Regions from separate parts of the Homo sapiens genome. Here region 2 is linked to region 1. Evidence: chromatin contacts called from ENCODE Hi-C data. All regions are on one chromosome and are shown on one strand. Each heading gives the region's core, a stretch centred on a gene start or an enhancer-like site at or near the end of the contact. The rest is flanking DNA. Distances are from core to core; before and after follow the strand shown. Region 1 holds the start of ZNF202 (zinc finger protein 202). Region 2 holds the start of SIAE (sialic acid acetylesterase).

What was found. Hi-C counts contacts between places; a loop is a spot of excess contacts on that map. Pooled maps may share reads with other maps.
Region 2: a pooled map shows a loop between it and region 1 (16-fold over the local background). The contact joins the promoter of SIAE here to the promoter of ZNF202 in region 1. A Hi-C loop is called at or near these places in 9 of 50 pooled maps.

What each region holds. Positions count from the first base shown.
Region 1 is chr11:123,735,927-123,743,216 of GRCh38, forward strand. It overlaps ZNF202 (zinc finger protein 202), which reads right to left and starts at 5,734. Exons shown (of 9, transcript NM_003455.4): 1 at 5,623-5,734; 2 at 4,491-4,610; 3 at 4,191-4,266. RefSeq lists enhancers at 5,120-5,329, 6,319-6,916 and silencers at 5,510-5,639, 5,680-5,729.
Region 2 is chr11:124,672,362-124,679,110 of GRCh38, forward strand. It overlaps SIAE (sialic acid acetylesterase), which reads right to left and starts at 1,378. Exons shown (of 10, transcript NM_170601.5): 1 at 1,281-1,378. The coding sequence starts at 1,347. It overlaps SPA17 (sperm autoantigenic protein 17), which reads left to right and starts at 1,543. Exons shown (of 5, transcript NM_017425.4): 1 at 1,543-1,591; 2 at 2,877-3,057. The coding sequence starts at 2,904. It overlaps LOC124902780 (a long non-coding RNA gene), which reads left to right and starts at 3,064. Exons shown (of 2, transcript XR_007062933.1): 1 at 3,064-3,201; 2 at 3,305-3,744. RefSeq lists silencers at 1,314-1,433, 1,406-1,564 and an enhancer at 1,474-1,653.

The DNA of each region.
Region 1 (7,290 bases), core at 4,484-6,983:
CAAAAACTATAGAGAGAATACAATAGAGAGAATATGAAACCAGGCCAGGATTAAGTAAGAGACTTGGTTCCAGAAGACACTAAAACAGTATCTGCAAAGATACAACCTAGTGTCTTGAGTGTTCCTAGGATGCATAGGATTGGAGAGGAGCTATCAAGGTAAGACCTCTGTACAATCCTCAGGCCAGCTGTCTCTGCCCCTTATCTGAAGGTGTCACGTGGCAGTGAAGACCCAAGCTCAATTCTCTTACAAGAACAGAAAACCACAGGCAATGAAACAATATCTAGTTCTCTACCTTAAAACGCTACTAGCTAGGGTGATCTTTCTGGACCCTAAATGACAAAGTCTGTAGTCATATACCATCAACCTAAAGGAGAGACAGTGATCTGCCTATGTACTGGCAAATAATCTTCAGAAGAAAATAGTGATTAGAACTGAAATTATTATATTTAGCAGATATTTATATCCCTTCCAGTCCCCATTCTTATTTTATACCTTAATGCAGGCCTATAGTTTGGTAATTTTAATACAACTACTTGCTGGGGCTAACCAGGGCCTGTCAACAGCTCCTCTCAGTGTTCTAGAATAGAAATTGGCTAATAAAAACTGTTAACCGCTCTTTTCCAATGCTGCTGCTGTTCTTTAAAACGAAAGATTAGCCCAGTACAATCCTTCTAATGGACATATTCTTTTATTCTTGATTGTCCTATATACAAGCGCTTACCTAAGCTTTCCACATAATGGTTAGTGGCCTTGGCACGCTGGGTTTGAATCCCTGACCTCGAATCCCTGACCTCGCTTATTAGCCTTGTAACACAATTTCCCTAAGCCTCAGTCTTATCCTCAAAAATGTGGCTAATACTACTTATCTCATGTGGTTGTTTTAAGGAGTAAATGAAATAACCTATAGAAACCCTTCAGTATAGAGTCTGGCATAGGGTAGGTGCTCAATATATTTTATTCATTTTCCTTCAAGCTATTTGAAATCGTTTTGGGAAGAAGGCAAGATTTAAATGATAAACAAGCAAACAGTTCTCTATTGCATCATAATTACAAAAAAACAGATGGCATAAGGAAAATCTTGGTCGGTCTATTGTTATATCAAAGAAACCATGCTAAACCAAAAAAAAAATCCTTGCTTTGGAGGCACTTATGAAGTAGGATTAAATGAAAGTGTTGGAATACAGATGAGAAGGAACCTTAGACACAGGTTCTCCCACCGAAGACCATATCAGCAATGCTTCTAATTACCAATATATCAAAGTCCTCTCCACTCCCTGTAACTGGCAGGAGACAATCTGAGGCAAACTCAGTGTACCAAGAAGTCCTGTGAAAACTTAACCTAGACAGCACAATGAATGAAAGGGAATGAATTCCCTGGCTTTTGGCCTTCTAACACGTGACCAGTATGCTTCAAAACATGTTTAAAACTGTTTCTGTAAAATATTTTTGCCACCTAAGTTTCCCCCCCGCCCCTTCATAAAAGTGATATTTGAGTAGTGAGGGGAGAAATGGCTCAAAATTTGTTACAAGAGGTTCCAAAGAAAGACAATAAGGTATAGAGAAAGGGAAGACAGGAAGAAAGAGAAAGAGGTCAAGTATGTAGTGGATAGTACAGGGAAGTCACAAGTATCTTCTGTCTGGAAATGCTGCAGATTTTGTGGTTAGCCTCAAGATATTAGGTGGGAATAAACATGTCATTGAGAGTAAATGTAAACACAAAAATGAAAAATAAAAATTGTAACAATTCACTTTATTCTAAACTGTTTTTGATGGTTATATATGGCAGGCCTAGGAGGCAATGTTAGACAGTAGATAGTTGCCTTCGGCGGAGGGTGACCTGTGTTCTGTCCACTGCTCTACATTGTAAAGAGGTGTCATCTTGGACAAGTCACGGCAGCTCATGTTGAGTCTTGGGATGATTCTTTATCTAAAGGTAGAGAACTGAACCAGCTTTTTGATGGTGATGAGGAGGGGTTTTGAGAGGAACAAGGATATACAGCATCTCTATTGAATATTTGGGCCATAATGTAACAGCCTAGGATGCTGAGATTTACTCAAGAGCTGAGGACGGCTAGGGGCCAAACACAGATTTTTAAGTTTTGAGATAGGGTTTACTCTGTTGCTAAGACTGGAGTGCAGTGGCAAGATCACAACTCACTGCAATCTCTGCCTCCCAGGTTCAGGCCATCCTCCCACCCCAGCCTCCTAAGTATCTGGGACTACAGCACATGCCACCATGCCCAGCTAATGTTTAAATTTTTTATAGAGAAGGGGTCTTGCCATGTTGCCCAGGCTGGTCTCAAATACCTGGGCTCAAGTGATCTGCCAGCTTTGGCCTCCCAAAGTGTTAGGATTACAGGTGTGAGCCACTGCACCCAGCCTCAAATACAGATTTTTAAGAGGCCAGATTTATACACCTGGCCATCATGGTCATGTTGGTTAACCTCCATCATGAAGCTAGGCTTTTTAACCTTCAGGAAAACTACCCCAGAGCAGTTAATGGCCTAAATAAAGGAGGTCAAGCTATATGTCTCAGTTTAAAACAGAACATGACAAATTAACCTGAAGCAGGAAAAGGAGGGGACATCAAACCTGACACCCATCCTGATAAGAGTAACTGCTCTCATTTGACAGCCAGAGTTAAACTAGATGTATGCAATCTCTACAACAAACATAGTCAATGCCAATCAGATAGTCAGAGGAACCATCATTTAATGGGAAATAACGCAATAACATATATAACAGAGCTGACCGGAGGTGTTGCTATAGATAATTCATAACAGCAGTAAATTCAAAAGTCATTTACTATGTTTTTAGCTTTGTCATTAACACAGCCTGTGTGGATACTCCCTGTTTCACGTCTAGATGACTTCCTCCTGGCTTTGCTCAAGGGTCCTTTAGCATTTGAGGAGATGATAAGGGATGGGATCCCCGCCTGTTGAACCAGAGGAATCTGAGGAGTACCAGGTTTCCACTGAAGACTAAATCATGATCCAGAGAAGGAATCTCAGAAGTCATTCTTGTCGTGGGCATGGCTTAACGTCTGTCTCCCCACTGTGGGCCCTGCCCTCGAGAGCAAGGGTCTCCTTATTCATTTTTATATTCCCAGTGCCTACCACTTTGTGGAGCCCTTAGTAGAAAAGGTATTCAATAAACGCACATTGAGTTTAAGCTTTCTATTTCTCCTCCCCCAACTAGTATATATTACAGAAGCACTGAAAATTCAGAAATCAGCCAGTGTCAGGGCTCCTGGGTAATAAACCATTCACAGGGATAGCTGTAGGAATTTGGCATAAGCATTTATTCCAATCTCTTGGGGGTAATCAAGTGGCATAATCATGCCCTGCTTTACTGTGTAGCATAAGGCCAGTAGAGAAAAACATCAAGAGGGGAGGAGGACAAGGGATGGAGTTCAATACACAAATATCTACTGAGCGTCAATTACGTGTCCCACACTATTCAAGGTGCTGGGCAAAGAAAGATAAAAAAAGCAGAAGCTCTGACCTTGAGGAACTTAACAGGTAGTTAAGAAATTGCAGAATTTTAGCAATACTAGGAATTCACAGCAAAAGCCCAGAATACAGGTGTAATATTTTGATCAAAACGTGAAGCCCCTATCAAGAGAATTAAGAAAATCAAGGGGAAGAACTTATCAATATTTCACCTCAAATTTGGCATATAGCATTCAGTTGTTTTAAGTACGCTTTCTTAATTTTGCGAACAAAATATTCAGACCTAAGTGATTATCTATAAAAGATCAGATTACTAGTTTCCAACACAGAAGTACTCAAACAAAGGTATTCTGAACCTCAACCTACTGCAATACATATATCACATTTGGCCAAAAGGTAGTTGTTCTCAAAGTGAAGAACCCAGATCTGCAGCATCAGTACCTGAGCCTTGTTAGAAGTACAAATTCTCAAGCCCCAGCACAGACCTATTACCAGAAACTCTAGGGGTGGGCCCCAGCAATATGCGTTTAACTAGCCCTTCAGGTGCTTATAGTAAGTTTGAGAACCACCACCTAGCAAATGAAGTAAATCTGAAGTTCATGCAGAAAGCCATTGCTGGCCAAACTAAAGGGTTTGCTGGTGAGAGAACAGCAAAAACAAGGGGTATAGAACTGTTTCACATTTTAAATCTGTGCCAAATTTACTGGGAAAAAAAAATGTAAACCTGTAACTTACCTCATCTGTACAATTTGCAATGGCTGAGTCCCTCACATTGTGGTAAACCTTGTTGTACCCTTGGAATGATTGTCTACTGCAATATAGTATATACACAGAGTACAAAAAGGGTATAGCTGGAGGAGAAAGGGTGAAAGATTATGAATCCCAGGCGTTTGGTCCTAGGAGGAAAAATTCCTGTCCTCTCTCCAACCCTGCCCACCCTCTTATGCTAGATAGTAACAGCAGAAAGTTATCCCAGACTGCTCCGCGTTCACACGCTTCCCACCAACAAACCTCCTCCCAAGGCTATCCCACAACCTTTCTGAAGTAGCTTCCTGGATCAAGCCCCACGGGGCAGCTTGGAAGAGAAGCTGGGAGGGATGAGGGGCTCCACTAGCATTCCTTGTGGCTTCTGAGTGTAGCTGCCCTGGGTGTCACCTGCAGAGCGTGGATAGAGAAAAAGCAACAGTTCTAAGCCCAGCCTCTAATTGAGAGCCTGGGATCTAGCGCTGCTCCCCAGGACCAAGGTTGTTCAAGAAAGGCTGGGTCTAAGAGTCTCCCTCTGGGGAGGTCAGTACAGATTCCAAGGCAGACAGGGTTATCAAAGCGCCTAGAAGATGAGAACATTCATTGTTCAGAAAAACAAAAATTAGACTGACACCTTTCTGAAGGAACACAGCCTATCCATGGCACAAAAACAAATTTTTAATCAAGACACTCAAGAAGTAGGTATACTCCTGCTAAAAGTAACGCAGGTGCTGAGAAGAGGTGCCAAAACTGGCTGTTAGGAGTGGGAGGAGAGGAAAGTTGCAAGTGGAGACAGCAGCTACTGGCTTGAGGGGACCTCAGGGTCTGTCACAGTGGCAGCTGAAAAGCCTCTGGCCAAATGGACGCCAAGGACTACTATCATCACAGGTGACAAGATCACGGGTGAGTGTATCTGGGTGTGTGCTGGGGGGCTGAGGGGGGCTTGGTGGTGTAAGGAGATGGGGCTAGCCGGGGCAAGGAGCCCGCGGAGATGATCTTAAGCAATCTGAGAGGAGGGGTAAGAAAAAGCTGCGGAAAATAAAGGGGCCTAGACCACTCCTCCCTCGGTTCCGGGGGGACAGTTGGCGCGGAAGCGTTAGGAGGTACGAGGTACGGACTAACTACATTTCTGCAGGCCCCAGGAGGGGGCGGAGGGCGGTGGCTGGAAAGGAAAGGAAGCCGGGAGCGCCATCCGTGTCCCCGGAGATACTGGCTCCGGCCACCAGGAAACACAGAGACCACAACGTCTCGGCACCCTCAGTACACCGCCGCCACCCCTTCCCCAGGACACGGCGATTTCCCCAGACTCTGGGGGGCGGGGTCTCCGGTCCCTCCCCCTCCTCCCCGCCCTGCCCGGCTCTGCCCGATCTGGTCCGGCCCGGTCCAGCCCGGCCCGGCCCAGCCCAGCCCACTCAGGACTCACGGCTCCGACAGCTCCGGCGGCTCCTCCCCTGCCCCGGCTTCTCTCCCACCCACTCCCGACCGAAACAGCGCCGCCGGATCCGAGCCGCGCGGGGCCTAGCGGGTCGGAACACGTGGGGCCTTTGCGCCCGGAACCGGAAGCGATCGCTCGCCCCGCCTTCTCGCCGAGTAGGAGCCTTTCTAGGCTGTGGGAGGTTTGATCCTCTCTATGCGCCCTCCGCGGGTTGCGGCTCAGTGCTCCCCAAGGACCCAGTGCGAAGAAGCCTCGGACCCCACAGCTGCCGTCCGCGACCCCTAACTCCACTCTGCAGCGAATAAATTAACATCTTGGGCCTTTCATTTACAGGCATACCTTCTGCAAGGGTTTTCTTTTTCTTTTCTTTTTTCTTTTCTGTTTTTGATCTTTTGTGTGTTTGTTTTCATTTGGATACCTCTACGTGTTTTTCTTGATTTTTTTTTCTTTGCATTGTCCGCTGCAACATGGTAGAAAAGGGCAGCGTTAGGTTTGAATACTGGCTCTTGCAGTCACCATCAGCAGCAGGGCCTCGGCCGAATCTCTCCATCTTTGAACCCTATTGTGCATCATATAAAACGGGCATAATAATACCGTTACTCTGAGGACTAAATGATACATTGCACATGAACTGAATGGAACATCAGAAGCTCAGAAAGAAAATAGTTATGGTATCACTGTTCTTTCTTTTCCTTTGAGTGTTGCTTCGTATTTCTTTACTTTCAGGCTGTCTTCCCTGATCTCATTTGTTCATTTTTGTCCGTTCGGTGACCTTTCTGCCCATACTTGACATTTTCCTTTGCTCTCTGTCCCTTTTACCCTGTAAGTCACCACTCTCCACGTGCCATGTGCCACTTCCTTTTCATGGGACACATTGCTGGGATCTGTTTACTGGGTTTGAACCAAAGGATTAGTTACTTTTGGTGGAGTGGCAGTGTATTAGCGAAACAGAACTAATAGGTGTGAACCCAGAAGGCAGGACAACTCAAAGCGGGGAGGGGGCTTCCAGGTCATAGGTAGATAAGACACAAATGGTTGCATTGAGTTGCTGATTAGCCTCTCCGGAAGGAGGCAATCAGATATGCATTTATCTCAGTGAGCAGAGAGGTGACTTTGAATAGAAGGGGAGGCAGGTTTGCCCTAAGCAGTTCCCAGCATGAATTTTCCCTTTAGTGATTTTGGGGGCCCCAAATCACTTTCCTTTCACACGGGGTATGTATAAACATATAAAAGGAGATTTATTATAAGGAGTTGGCTTACATAATTATGGACGTTGAGAAGTCCCACCATCTGCTTACTGCAAGCTGGAGAAATAAGGAGGTTGGTGGTATAATTCAGTCTAAAGCTGAAGGCCTGAGAACTGGAAAGGGATTGAGGTGCTGGTGTCTGAAGGCCAGAGAGCAGGAGGAGATGATGTCCCAGCTCAAGAAGAGAGAGGTGAATTTACTTTTCCTCTGCCTTTTTATACTATTTGGGCCCTCAATGGATTGGATGGTGCCTACGCATAGTGGTGAGAGTGATTTTCTTTACTCAGTCTACTGATTCAAATGCTAATCTCTCTCTCTTTTTTTTTTTTTTTTTTTTTTTTGGACAGAGTCTTGCTCTGTCGCCCAGCGATCTCGGCTTACTGCAATGTCTGCCTCCTGGGTTCAAGCA
Region 2 (6,749 bases), core at 128-2,627, 930 kb after region 1:
GTTCTAGTTCTTAAGTTGGGTACTGCTCTCATGGGTGTTCATTTTATTGTGTCATTGTTACATATAATTTTGTACATCTCAAGCATTACATGGTAAACATGGGCACAGGGAGAATGACTTAAAGGAAAAACGTCAGGATACGCAACCAAGTAGAGTACTAATGAATGAAAAATGTGATCAATGTTAATGAAGGTGATGTAACAATAAGACCCAAAGGAGGAGATAAAATACTGACACTAAAATAAACAGCCTTTAACTGAAAACCTAATAAAATATCTTTTCCCCACCTCATAAGATGGATCTCAAAGGTCACTGAGTGGAGATAAGAGTCAGGAAATGGCATACAGAGTGCTAGCATTTTGCACTTTTGTTAGACTCTGAACAATCATTTATGGGCTGCAGTTTGTCTGAATCTAGGTACTTTTCCGGCTCTCAGGTAGAGCAGGAGTCATTTTTCTGCACGCTGTTCTCCTACCCCAACTATCATTTCTTAACAGGGATCTCTGGGGTCCACTCTTTGAGTGTTTTGAAACAGAAAGGAAGAAATCCAACATTATCACTTTAGTTTGCATTATCAGACAGATTGCACCTTCTGCTTTCTCCATACTGTGACCCAGTGTCCAGCCTAGGGTATTCGAATGGCAAGATCTGACCTGCGCAACAGCCAAAGGGAGCCACCAGCCTCCCCTATGCCACTCACATTTTCCCACCACCAATATCTGTAAGCGGTACCAGAAATCAAAACTGAGCCTTAAATAGTCAGAGCTAGTGAGGGGGTTGTATTTCTTAGCCCTGATAACCACTTAAACGAGTAAAATTTAATTCCCCTAAGGAACCCCGCCTGAAGCAAACCCTCCCCAAGGGCACCACTGAGGGGGTAGCGCTGAAATGTTTTGGAAGATTCAGTCACCTGTTTCCAAATATTACCTAACTAGCTTCGCCTCCTTCCCTCCGAGCTCCCCTGCAGTTACTCCAGGACCCCGAAGGCCTCTTTCTGGGCACATTTGGGCCTCCCCACTCAGACAAGCCGCACTTTCTCCCTGCTCACAGGCTGCATGTCAGGGATGGTAAGTGGGGGGTGGAGAAAGTGGAGAGGCCGGGGTTCAACCCAGCAGACTCCTGCAGACCGGGCCTCGGTCGGAGACGCGAGCCCCTAGCCTAGCTAGGTTCCTTCGTCGACCTTGAGAAAGGGGCGCGGATCCGTGTCCCGCAGAGGACACGGGGTCTCGGAGCCCGCACAGGCTGAGGGGCAGGGGTCCGGCCGAGCCGGGCCGCCTCACCTGCACTTCTGTCGGCCCACAGGATTAATGGCAGCACCAGCCCGAGTACAAGCCCCGGCGCGACCATGCTTGCAAGGATCTGACCGCCGCCTAGGACTGGGAAAGTGGGTTCCCGGCAGGGGCGGGGCCTGGGCGGGGGCGAGGCCGACTCCACCCTTTTGCAGTCCTCGCAGCCTCCCGCGACCTCAGGACTGGGCTGTACTCGCCCCTTCTCGGCCGCCGTAGTTTTTTTTTTTTTTTAAAGAAAAAACGGTTACCCAGCAACTAGAAAAACAACCGGAACCGGCGGCACCAGCTCGGAGAGAAAGGAGGTGAGGCCGCTTCCCCACTTCCTCTCCGATACCAAGACCTAGCCTTTTCCCTTCGTCTCTCTTATTCTCTCAGCATCCCAGACACAGCCTCGGAGCCCTGGGCCGTTTGGGAGCCGAGGCAGCCCATTCTGCGCGAGTCTGAAATCCCAGGTCCTCAACATCCCGCCCCCGACTAGACCCGTCTGCCCCCTCCGCCCGCCCTCCTCTGCCCACATTGGTTCAGAATCTCGCCAGCTCTTTTCACCACTCTAGAATGGTTCGATACCCCCATCTACTGCTCCCTCAGAAAAAGCAAAAGAGAGGAGTCAGGCGTGGTGGCGCGCGCCTGTAATCCCAATTGCTCGGGAGGCTGAGGCGGGATCATCGCTGGAGCCCAGGAGTTCGAGGCCAGAGACCCCCTCTCAAAGAAAAAAAAAGCGATGAAACGAGAACCCTCCATAGTCTGAGCCTCATTAAACCGTCCAGTTCTCCCAACCTGGACCCCTACCACGGCCTCCGCCTCTATTCCGCATTGACGCACACTCTCACATTAACAGGCCAGGTCCCGGAGGATTCTTTTCATACTCAGTAGTAGCTCAGCCCGCTGCTTAGCAGCTACCCTTAATCTAGCCCTTGTATTTCAAGACAGAAAGAGACAACCTGATCAAGAAGAAACCGAAAAATATAAGAATTCTAAAACTTTAGAGGCTGGGATTTCAAAATCATGACACACAGCCCCATCCCATCCCATCCCTCCCTCACACACACGCACGCACAACCCCATTCCACAGTACGAAGGTGTTCGAAGCATTGTGGGTCATGCTTCAGAAGTGGCAGCAAGGGGAAAGATTGTGCAACTTCTTCATTCAACAAATTAATTTCTAGAACCAGGACTAATTTCTACTCTTTAAAAAAAAATAGACCTCAAAGAAGGTCTTCTCAGCAATTGACAATGAATTTAACTTTTTAGCAATCATTCTCTCTAAATTCCTGTGTGATAGCAAAAATTACCCTTACCTTTTGAGCATATAAAGGGTAAAGAGAGAAAAAGTCATATTGAAAATTATGGGTTTTTTGCAGGATTTTAAATGATTTGGCCTAGTGAATGGGTCTGTGTTTGTATTATACTAATTCACAATGGAGATTTCAAAACTCTTTGGAAGAAATGGATGGGCTTGGGTTGTGTTAGGGAAAAAAGAATTCAAGTCCAGATGTATGAGTCTCAGAAATAATTTGTTGGCATAGTTGTGATTATATAAGTAAAATCAGACAAATTTAAAGACAGTACTCTTTAATGAATCTTTAGGTTCCATAGGCAGTTCTTACCAAGAAGATGTCGATTCCATTCTCCAACACCCACTACCGAATTCCACAAGGATTTGGGAATCTTCTTGAAGGGCTGACACGCGAGATTCTGAGAGAGCAACCGGACAATATACCAGCTTTTGCAGCAGCCTATTTTGAGAGCCTTCTAGAGAAAAGAGAGAGTAAGCTTTCTAAAATTAGTCATTTTTTAAAATAAGAAACTAAGCATTTGTTTATGGTAAAACTTGCTTAAGACCATCTCCATTCTGCAGAAAGCCTTTTATGAGGCAGGGAGTTTCAGATAACAGTTCTTGCTCTTTGAAACAGTATGTACCTCTTTGATATGTTCTCTTAAATTCGTTTCATATTATCGAAGATTACCAGTTCATTATTCAGACCGTCTTCATTGTATTTCTCACGGACATACAGCGTGGAAGGTAACTGCAAAAGAGCATACATTTCTCGGGAGAAATCAGTGGGGGAAAAAAAGATCATACAGTCTACCCTCGCCACGTTCCAGCATACTGTTCCTATGCATCCCTGGCAGCTGACTGTTATTCCTGAGATGAGTATCTGTGGTTTCCTTTCAATTTTGATTCCTTCCATTTGAAAGTATTTTAAGTACTGCAAAAAGAATTCTGCACTCTTTAAATAAACTGATATTCACTGGGGTATATGAAACTGTTCTGCAATAACGGCACAGACAAACTGATTTGAAAGGTGGAATACCAGTTTGGAAAGGTAATTTATATTCTTTATGCTAAATTCCATCCTGCACAGAGACCCAGATGCCCACTAACAATAACTATTTGGTTGAAAGCCAAGGCAAAATTCCTTCACTCCTATAAATAAAATTTACAAATCCCCAACCTTGAAGGTTTATGACTGTCAGGACTTTACCAGTTTTGTACTAAAAACCTATCCTAAGCCAGGCATGGTGGTGCGCACCTTTAGTACCAGCTACTCAGGGGCTGAGGCAGGAGGATCACTTGAGCCCAGGGATTCAAGACGGTAGTGAGCTATGATTAAACCTGTGAATAGCCACTGCACTCCATCCTGGGCACTCCCACGACCCCTGCCCCAACCCCTGGAAAGCCATTGTTGATTAGAACATCCATTTTGTATAAATTCTTGTCATCATTACTTTTTATTACAGTATTCTAACAGAGTGGTAAAGGTGACTAGAAATAGGCACAAGCAAACAAACATTCTATTGTAATCATTTTATAGTGGAAGAAAACCTAGCACAAGGGTAGAATTAAAACAACTCCCACACACACTGCATAGCTCCACCCCTTGCTTTTTTTGCCCTGCCCTAGCAGAGCTCAAAATCTCTGCCAATTTCCTGAATGTTGCTGGTCTTTTCCATATCCGGTCAGGGTGAATATCTGTTGCACAATCTGAAACTTTAAATATTTTCCACTGAAAACATTTGATAAACTATATTTAGAAGAGGAACGTTATTAAGAGAAATCATTTGGCAATAGACTTGGGGGCCTATGTGAGAGCAGAGGTAGGAGGAGGGTGAGGATTGAAAAACTACCTATCAGGCATTATGCTGATTACCTTGGTGACAAAATTGTCTCTACACCAAAGCCCCTTAACACAGAGTTTAACCATGTAACAAATCTGCACGTGTATCCCTTGAACCTAAAATAAAAGTTGGAAGGGGAAAAAACTAAAATTATTTGGGAAAAGAGGTGAATTATAATGAACATCAATTTTATTATAAGATTAACTACAAATTCTTGCAGTAAAAGTCTTTAGTCATTTATTTAATTTTAGAACTCAGAAATATTCCATTATAAAAACATTTGCGTCATTGTTACTGGATCACAATAATTAAAGCAAATGATGATTCAGATTAGTGGTCTCAGGACACTAGCTCTCTAATAAACAATGGGTAAAACCATTTGAAAAAATTGTAAGCACCACACCCAATTCCACCCATGTCAACCAAAGACAAATTATCTAGAAGATACAAGTATCAGAATTCAGTCTCTTCAAAAAGGAAAAAAAACAATCATTATGGACCTCTGGCTCAGTCTCCCACACAATGCAAGAATTCCCTTGCCAGCATTCATCATAGGTGGTTACTACTCTTAATTTTTATTTTTGTGATGGGGAACATGTTAGTATATGATTTAAATGGTATTTCAGGTCACTAGGAAAAAGGTGGACTTTTTGTTATTTTAAGATAAAGGAAAAAGATAAAATTGGATCAATTTCTTATACACAAAGACAAATTCCAAATTAGTCGAGTATATAAATATTTTTTAAAAGAAACCATACAGATACTAGAAGAAAATATGGATGAATTTCTCTATAAGAGAAGAAAAAATTTTGCTAGCTAAATTGCTTTAATTGCTTCAAAAATTCGGAAGCAATTAGAGAAAAGATTGTTATAAATTGACAACATAAAAGTAAACTTTTACATGAGAAAAAGCACTGTGAGGAAAACAAAACTACAAAAGACAAACAAAAAATATTTGCAATTTATATCCCAATGGGTTAATAGCCCTAATAAATAAATAGTTTGTAAAAACAGTGTGTTATAGGCTTATAGAATCCAACAGAAAATATTGGCAAGAGGTATGAGCAAACAATTCACACAAAAATGAATGCAAATGGCACTTATGAAAGTATATTCAAACTAATGCATAATAACAGAAGTCCAAATCAAAACTACACTGAGCTACCAATAACAACCCCTCCATTACATTGGCAAAAAGCCAACATGCTCTGTAGGCTGTGGGATAATAAGCATTTATATACATTGCTGGTAGATAAGCAAAATGCCATAACTTCCAGGAGGGGAACTTAGCAATACCTACCAAAATTATATATGTATTTAACCTTTGACCCGGAGGTGCCACTTCTACACTTTTCAGGGCATCATTCTTTGTAGAAACAACCCAAATATCCACAGGAGTTTGAGTGAACAAACTATAATACATCTATACAACTGAATTATATATATAGCTGTTTTCAAAAATGAGAACTATCTCTCGATAATACTATGGATGATACTGTGGAGTGATTTTCGGGATATATTCAGTGAAAACAGCAAGATGGGGAAAAGTGTGCTTAGTGTGCTACCATTTTTTTTTTAAACACAGACGGGGGTCTCATGATGTTGTCCAGGCTGGCCTCAAACTCCTGGGCTCAAGTGATGATCCTCCTGCCTCAGCCTCCCAAAGTGCTGGAATAACAGCTGTGAGAAACAACACCTGGCCAGTATGCTATCATTTAACAAAAGAGGTTGATATGAATACATAACTGTGTGTGTGTGTGTGTGTGTGTGTGTGTGTGTTTGTGTGTGTATTTGCCACAGGGTTTGGCTCTGGCTCTGTCGCCCAGGCTGAAGTGCAGTGGTGTAATCGTGGCTCCACTGCAACCTCCCAGGCTCAAGCAGCCTTCCCACTTCAGCCTCCCAAGTAGTTGGGAACTACAGGCATGCACAAACACGCTGGGCTAATTTTTGTTTTGGGGAGTTTTTGTTTTTTGTTTTGGCAGAGACAGGGTTTTGCCATGTTATCGAGGCTGGTCTTGAACTCCTGAGCTCAAGCATCCGCCAGCCTCCGCCTCCTAAAGTTCTGGGATTACAAGAATGAGGCACCATGCCCAACTTTGTTTATATTTTTAAATGGAAAAGTAAATCTTTGAAAACTTAACATTTGCCTTTAGGAGAAAGTGAACAGGGTAGAGAGAACATGATAGAAAATATCTTGAATTTCGAATCATAAAAGTTTAACATAGTTATAATTTTAAATTTAAAATTGTTAAGCTACTCGGGAGGCTGAGGCAAGGGAATGGCTTGAACCCAGGAGGCGGAAGTTGCAGTGAGCCGAGATCGCACCACTGCACTCCAGCC